Regions from separate parts of the Homo sapiens genome. Here region 1 is linked to region 2. The links are chromatin loops, found by intact Hi-C in ENCODE. Cell type or tissue: heart right ventricle. All regions are shown on one strand. Region 1 overlaps ABTB3 (ankyrin repeat and BTB domain containing 3). Region 2 overlaps ABTB3 (ankyrin repeat and BTB domain containing 3).

Region 1 (4,000 bases), 150 kb before region 2:
AAGCACCCTGGGACATTGCATTTGCTTTTCATGTAAATTGCCTGTTCCTAGGCTCCAATTAAAATGATGGCCTCCGGATGTCTCTTGATCCTTTGTCCTTTATGACTGCTGTGAATCTGTCTAGTCTCCTGTGTGCTCCCATAGCATACTGAGCTAAGTCACATAACGACTAATACGTATTGAATATTTACTATGGACTAGGCACTCTTGCTAAGCTCTTTGCATGAATTAATTCATTGAATCCCCACATAACCCAAGAGGTAAATCCTATGACCTCTCTTTCACCCATGGGGAAACAGACACAGATAAGGGCCCTGCCCAAGGCTACACAGTGTGAAAGCAGTGGAGCTAGGATTTGAACCCAGGTGGTCTGTGTGGAGAGCTGGCCTGTTTATCTACCGTCCCCCTGTCCTGCAATCACAGGACTTAACTATTTGCCTGTTTATTTGTCGGACTGCCTGCTCTAGGCTGGGGACTTCTGAGAGCAAGGGCCTTGTCTGGTGAGCCTCTCCATCCCAGGGCCTGAGAGGGCAAAGCACATAGAGGTTAATGGGAGCTGAATGAACACAGACTGGGTGGATTCTCTGCATTCGAAACAGTCGCAGTCGCAGGACAGAGAACCGGCAAGATCAAACAGGAATATAAATGGCAAGGTGCATGGGAATTTGTCATCCAGCCAGCCCAGGGCATCAAGAAAGAGGTTAGAGAAGGGTGGGGAGGAGAATCAATGGAATCAAGAAGGTGCTACAAATTCTGCTTATAAAGGATGTTACTTCCTTCTCACAATGAACTGATCAATCAATTAATGATGAAATCAAAGCACTAAGCATTTATTGAATACCTGTTTGTGCTAAGCTCTCTTCTAGGTGCTGAAAACACAAAGTAAACATGTCACCATCCCTGCCTTGGGGCCCCACTGCCTGGAAAGGGAGAGGACACAGCCATGGGTTGTTATAATTCAATGTGGCAAATGCAAGGATTGAGGGGTCAGAGGCACGCACTGTTACAGAACACAGGCGCTGCAGGAGTGCAAGGAAGCCGCCAGGCAGAGACTAGCAGATCCAGCAAGCCTTCGTGGGGGAGATGACCACTGGGCTATCTGTGTCTTTATTTTATTTTATTTTATTTTATTTTATTTTATTTTATTTTATATTTTATTTTATATTTTATTTTATTTATTTTATTTTATTTTATTTTATTTTATTTTATTTTATTTTATTTTATTTATTTTATTTTATTTTAAATTTTTGAGGCAGGGTCTTGCTCTGTCGCCCAGGCTAGAATGCAGTGGTGCAATCATAGCTCACTGCAGCCTCAGACTCCTGGGCTCAAGTGATCTTCCTGCCTTACTTACCCCAGTAGCTGAGACTACGGGGATGCACCACCACACCCAGCTCATCAAAAAAAATTTTTGTAAAGACAGGGTCTTGTTATGTTGCCCAGGCTGCTCTCGAACTCCTGGCCTCAAGCAATTCTCCCGCCTTGGCCTTTCAAAGTGCTGGAATTACAAGCATGAGCAACTGCACCTGGCTTGTGTCTTAACTCAGAAGATAGGAGATGAGAGAGCAGAAAAGCTTTGAGCAGGGCCAGTATGAGCAAAAGTATGGTGTTGAGACACACAGGTTGTGTGAGGGTAAACATGGAGGTTTCACTGTTTCTGGGGCATAAACTTCTAGGCAGAAGCTGAGGTAAGCAGGGCCTAGAGGACCTGTGACGTAGTCCTTAAGGCTTCAAACTTTATCCTTAAAAGCCGTGAGAGGAGTGATATGGTTGGATGGCCAGCCCTATGAGAGGACGGAGGGTGGGCCTGAGCCAACCCTAGAGGCCGGGAGATGTGATAGAGCCAACTGAACCAGCTGAGTGGACAGAAACCACTGCCAAAGTGTGAAGTGACGAGGGGCTGAGTTGAGACGGTGGCTACTGGGATGGAGCAGAGGGCGTGGACTCTGACTTCTCCATGTGTGCCTGTCCGCCTCAGATATGCACCACCCTTGCCCAGAGGCAGGTGTGTCAGCCAGAGTCAGAGCTGTCCCAGGCCCCTCACACTCCCCCTGCTTGCTGACTCCGAGGGCGGGAACTAAGGGGAGGAGCCAGGTGTTCGAGATTCCTGGTTCTGTTCCTGCCTCTAATGAACCCACTTTGTGGTGGAAGTAAGGGTGAAATTTGTGAGGAACGAGAGGGGGCCATTGTCCCAGGTTTATGGCGCTGAGACTCCTCAGTAGCTGAGGAGTGAACGACCACAAGAGCCCCAAGAAGTGGATGCGACGTGTGTGCCCCTGGCCTGTCCCTCATCACTCATCTGACACATCACTCATATTTGCGGAGGAGCCTTGGTCTGAAAACTATTCCGGAATGGGAATCCAGGGGTAGGAGATGCTTTGGCTCTAGATGCAAGACATGAAGCGTTTGCTTCTGGCCACCAGGGGGAGCTGCTGGGACGCAGACGGACTCCAAGGACTGGAGCCAGAAGCCTGGTGTTGCCATGAGGGGTCTGATCTGCACACCTGTCTCAGGACCTAAACGTCAGGCCAGGCCTCCAAGGGCCTATTTGCAGGAGAGCCCTGGGAGGGACAATAAAAGGTACTTAGGGGCCCAGAGTTGATCAGAATCTGGACTCCAGGATTAAGGCCTTTTCATGGCAGGTGGGAAAGTCAAGAACACCCCAACGCTGTTGGAAGGCTCCCCAGGGAAGACAGAGGGCTACCCCGGCAGTGGGGGAGAGCTGGCTGGAGGACCGGAGCCTGACTTCAGTCTATGGCATCAGCATCCGAGACCTGAGCTTCTAGGGCACAGAACGTGGCTGAGCCATAGAACTTCTTGGCACACCTCATGGGGGCCTTGAACATGGCTCTCCTACAGCTAGGGTTACCAGATTTAGCAAATAAAAATACTTGAGAAATATTTCATGGGACACACTTATACTAAAAACATTATCCATTGTTTATCTGAAACTGAAATTTAACTGGGTGTCTTGACTTTTATCTGGGAGAGGCCAGAGACTAGGGGCCCTGAAAGAACACAAGGGGAAACCATGGATCCTTCCAGAATGTAAACACAGCATCTATCTCCAGGGGAGGAGGGGGGACCCCTTGCTGCAGCTGTGGGCTTCATCCAAGGGACCAATGATCCCTAAACAATGGGTAAGGAAGGAGATTCAGGCAAAATGAACATGACAGAGGGAGGCGGGCCAGAGTAAGAGAGCAAGGTCACAGAGCACACATCACAGAGGCTTCCGGGAGAGGTGCGCACGGGTCTGGGTGTATCGTGGTGAAAAGTCTGCACCCTTGATTGGGGTTGTGTGTGTGCAAATCTCAGGGAGGTATCAGATTTGACTCACTATAGAGAAAATCTTTCTTCTCACATACCACTATCCAATTCTGGAAGAGGCTCCTTTGTGAAAGCAAGACCTCCTTTCTTGGGAGCAAAGATGCTATAAATTATTGTCACAGAAAGACACCCATTGGAGTTTCTTCTTTTTTGTCTAAGTTCCTTCTGATATCCTTCATGCTTGATGGATTCAATCAAATATGCATTTTTGCATGAAAAATATGCATTCTTTATTCCGTATGACTGGATAAACGTTATTGGGCACCTACGGTATGCTGGGCCCCACACTACGGGGCTACAAAGGTGGGAGACACAGACCCTGTGTTCACAGAGCTCACAGACTCGTAAATGAATAATTGCAAGAACATCAGGAGATGTGTTTACCAGCTATCGAGGTACTTGATTTTAATTAGAAAGAGACAAATGGCAAGAAAATTACCGTAGCTAAGATGATGATAATTGTTATTACAGGAAGCTGACATTTACTGAATTCTCACTATTGAAATGTAAGCTCTTTCTATGTATGAACTCAAACCATCACAACAAGTCCTGATGTAGGTAGGAGCTGCTGGAAGCCCCACTCCACAGATGAGGAAACTTTAAGAAAACTGTCCAAGTCACAGAGCTGGTAAGTGGTGAGCCAGGTTTTGACCTGACCCCCCATCCTGCCCTC
Region 2 (4,000 bases):
CCTGCCCCCCTGGCTGCTTTAGAGTCACTGAGAGATGAATGCCAGGGGTTCTGTCTGCAGGGCGGGAGGGCCATGCTCAGTCGGGCTGTAGGGGGCACTCTGGAGGGCCGGGCCACGGCCCCTGCCACCCACAGCACACAGGGCTGCCCCACAGAGGGCCTGTGCATGGCTGTGTGTGCCACCAGGCAAGCCCTGGCTTCACTCAGAAGAAACGCAGCCACAATGCAGGTCACTTAATAAATGGCTGAGGAGCTAGGGTCTGATAACTGGCCTCTTTGCCTGCACCCCGCTGGGCTGTTGCATCTGCTGCTCCCTCTGCCCGTAATATTCTTCCCCCAGAAGGGCACTAGGCACTTCCTTACTTGCATCAGGGCTCTCCTCAAAATCACCTCCCCTTCAAGGCCATCTCTGATCAGCCTTCTTAAAACTGTGTCTGCAGCACTCCCTGCTTCATTTTTTTCCATCTAACCTCCTATAGGTTTGAATTTTGTTTATGGCCTGTCTCTGTAGATGGTAAGGTCCGCAAGAGCAGGGAGTTTTGTCTGTTTTGCTCACTGTTGGATCCCTAGTGTCTACCATAGTAGCTGGCACTCAGTAAATACTTGTTGAATCAATCAATCAATCACAAATGAATGAATTTACCATGGGGTTCAGTGCGGCAATGTGAGAAGGCTCTGAATTCAGATTTTCTGGGATGGATTCTGATCCCTCACTGACTAGCATGTGGCTTTGAGCAAATTATGTAATGTCTCTGGGCCTCAGTTTCCTCATCTGTAAAATGGGCATAATAACAGTGCCTACTCCATAGGGTTGTGGGGGGCAGGGATCAACTGAGATGAGTCTGAGGTGCCGGATACACTGCCAACCCTACATGTCTATGTCAGCTATTATTATTGGATTGTTTTTTATTATTTGCAGCTTGAGAATAGACTAATACAGAACACTGCAAAGTTCTGCAGGGGAGTAGGTGAAGGAGGCAGGCCCCCCTGTTCTCAAAGGCCTTAGAGTTTCAAGGCATCCGCCAAGCTCCCAACACCTATTCCCATGCCTGGCATAGAGGGGGCCTGCAGGGGGTGGCAGATGAATAAAGGAGAAGGGCCTCATTCCCCAGAGTCCCTGACACAGGAAGGTTCAGTGTTTCATGGCCTCATCTGTGGGAAGTAGCAGGTAAGCTGGTGGTGAGGAGAGCTGGGGACAGGGTATCTAGAGGAACTCAGCCTGTTGGATTTCCCTTGCCCTATGAGGCCTTCCTGCCCACAGGTACTCCCCAGGCTTCTAGGGTTCAAGTCCTGGCTCTCCCCTACCTGTATGTGTATCTCCCAGCAAGACACTTGGCCATTCTGGATCTCATTTTCCCATCAGTAATGTGAGGGGTGGATCTGCCTTCCAGGTGTAATACTCTAGGGTCCTTGGTGGTCCCCATTGGCCCCACCATGCCAAGTCTCCACCTTGAAGACTTTCCAAAGGAGGCCTATCCCCCTAGATTCTGTCTTGTCCCATGTAACAAGGATCGATGGGGCTGCTGTTCTGGCTCCAGTCCTCTTGGCAACTACCCAGAGGCATGGACCTTGGCATTGGTCCTGACTGGGCTCCAATCCCAGGTCTGCCTTTGCTTACTGAGTGACCTTATGCAAGTCACTTAACTTCTGACCCCATTCTGTTCACCTGTCAAATCACAATAAAACTGCTTTATTCCCCTGGGAGTGGGGACGATGAAATAACAAAGGCCATTTAAGATACCTAGCACACAGTAGGCACTCAGTACACACTATTTCCCTTTGCACTGGGCTGGGAAAAAGGGGGACATTAGACAGGGCTTGACATAGTCTCAGCAATGATGATGAGGATGAGGAGAAAGAACAAAGATAGCAGAGGTGAACATTTACTGGGTACTCACACCCAACTTTGTGCAAAGTTAAATGAATCACCCATTTAAGATTTAATTTAAATCTTCACAATGTTATTATTCCTATTTTACAAAGGAAGAAACTGAGGCTCAGCAAGGTCAAAGGTCAAGCAAGCTACCCGAGGTCACACGGCTAGTAAGGGACAGAGCAGGGACTTGAACCCATTTCTTTCTGTTGCCAAAGTCTCCATTCTTACTGTAATGTCCTGATTGCCTCCTGCAGCGTGAACATTTGCGCCACACTGGCTCTCTTTGCCCGTTCTGCCAAGTGGGAAGGTACAGATGGAAGAACAGGACATAAGCCTTGGCATGCAACAGGCAGCTGAGGCCATGCCTCCAGGGCCCTGGGTGACAGTGCTGCTTTTTATCAAGCTGAGGAGAGCCATGTTATTGCTGTCTGCCCAGAAGGACTCTGTCCCTGTGTTGGGAATTGGGACAGCTCTGAGCTCGCAGCATTTTTTTCTGCTCTAACAAGATTGAACACTGTGAATCTGTACCCAGAGACCCCATCCATTAGTTGATTAAAAGCCATAGATCAGCCTGCCTGGGACCCGCCAGCACCATTATAAATAAGAAGTGTCAGGAAATCTTTCGGCATAACCAATGTCTTCGAAATTGCCATGGTGACAGTTAATAAAACTTCGGAGTCTATCTTTCGGCAAGCCAGCTCTGCTGCCAGGCAATAAAATTTGGGATAGCCTTTGAAGCAGTTTGTATTTAAATGAGCCGTGGGTGCCATATCTCAAAGTTCCACACCCTTGGATTAAAAACAACCATTACCATCAAAGATGAGCTTGTCAGACCATTATTCCAGGCTAACACAGGCAGCTGTGAACAATGTTCAGGTTTGCCCAGGATTATCAAGGGAAAGAAAGACTACTGTAGGGCCGAGCACGGTGGCTTACGCCTGTAATCCTAGCACTTTGGTAGGCCAAGGCGGGGGGATCAACTGAGGTCAGGAGTTCGAGACCAGCCTGACCAACACAGTGAAACCCTGTCTCTACTTAAAAAATGCAAAAATTAGCTGGGCGTGGTGGCGGGTGCCTGCAGTCCCAGCTACTTGGGAGGCTGAGGCAGGAGAATCACTTGAACCCAAGAGGTGGAGGCTGCAGTGAACTGAGATCACACCACTGCACTCCAGCCTGGGCAATGAGCGAAACTCTGTCTCAAAAAGAAAAAAAAAAAAGAAAAGAAAGACTACTGAAGTGGCCACATGCACCGTCACTAGAACCAAACTGTTCAAGTTCAAATCCAGGTTCTGTCACCTCCTAGCTGTGTGACCTTGAGCAAGTTACATCAGCGGTCCCTGATCTTTTTGGTACCAGGGACTGGTTTCATGAAAGATAATTCTTCCATGGACCTGGGGGTAGGGGGATGGTTTTGGGATAATTCAAGTGCATTACATTTATTGCATATTTTATTTCTATTATTATTACATTATAATATATAATGAAATAATTATACAACTCATCATCGTGTAGAATCAGTGGGAGCCCAGAGTTTGTTTTCCTGCAACTTGATGGTACCATCTGGGGGTGATGGGAGACAGTGACAGATCACCAGGCATTAGATTCTCATAAGGAGCGCACGACTTAGGTCTGTCACATGCATAGTTCACAATACGGTTCGTGCCACTCTGAGAATCTAATGCTGCCGCTTAGGCGGTAATGCGAGCAACGGGAAACGACTATAAATACAGATGAAGCTTCGCTTGCTTGCCTGCCACTCACTTCCTGCTATGCGGCCCAGTTCCTAACAGGCCATGGACCAGTACAAGCCCATAGCTCAGGGGTTGGGGACCCCTGAGTTACATAACCTTTCTGTGCTTCTGTTTCCTTATCTGTGAAATGGGGATAAAACAGTAACTCCTTCAGCGGGTAAGCTGTCAGGATTAAACGTGTTAATATGGAAAAAGCTTACGGTAGTTATTGGCACATGTTAAATGTACATTTATTTAGTTAATAAACATTTATGATACATTTGTATTCCATTTCTCATGCTTCTGTTGTCCACATTCTTTGCAAGCGCCCTTGCACCTTGACTCTGAGCTGGACTTTGTGGCTTCATTTGGCCAAGACAGTGCAGTGGATGTGA

What was found. Hi-C counts contacts between places; a loop is a spot of excess contacts. Peaks named below come from ENCODE experiments on the same cell type or tissue, not always from the same donor. Only the 100,000 strongest peaks of a DNase experiment are listed, where the experiment ranks them.
Region 1: it touches region 2 in a loop (2.1-fold over the local background); 16 of 110 quality-filtered maps call a loop at or near these places.

What each region holds. Positions count from the first base shown.
Region 1 is chr12:107,606,120-107,610,119 of GRCh38, reverse strand. The region is part of intron 4 of ABTB3 (ankyrin repeat and BTB domain containing 3); the gene reads right to left. Among named protein-coding and RNA genes, the nearest start is that of PWP1, 78 kb to the left of the region's middle. RefSeq lists an enhancer at 1-341. In heart right ventricle, CTCF peaks have their summits at 2,213 and 2,424 (motif pointing right); a DNase peak (open chromatin) is centred at 2,429; H3K27me3 peaks cover 328 bases.
Region 2 is chr12:107,455,953-107,459,952 of GRCh38, reverse strand. The region is part of intron 1 of ABTB3 (ankyrin repeat and BTB domain containing 3); the gene reads right to left. Among named protein-coding and RNA genes, the nearest start is that of ABTB3, 140 kb to the right of the region's middle. In heart right ventricle, no CTCF peak of the experiment used is centred here; a DNase peak (open chromatin) is centred at 1,532.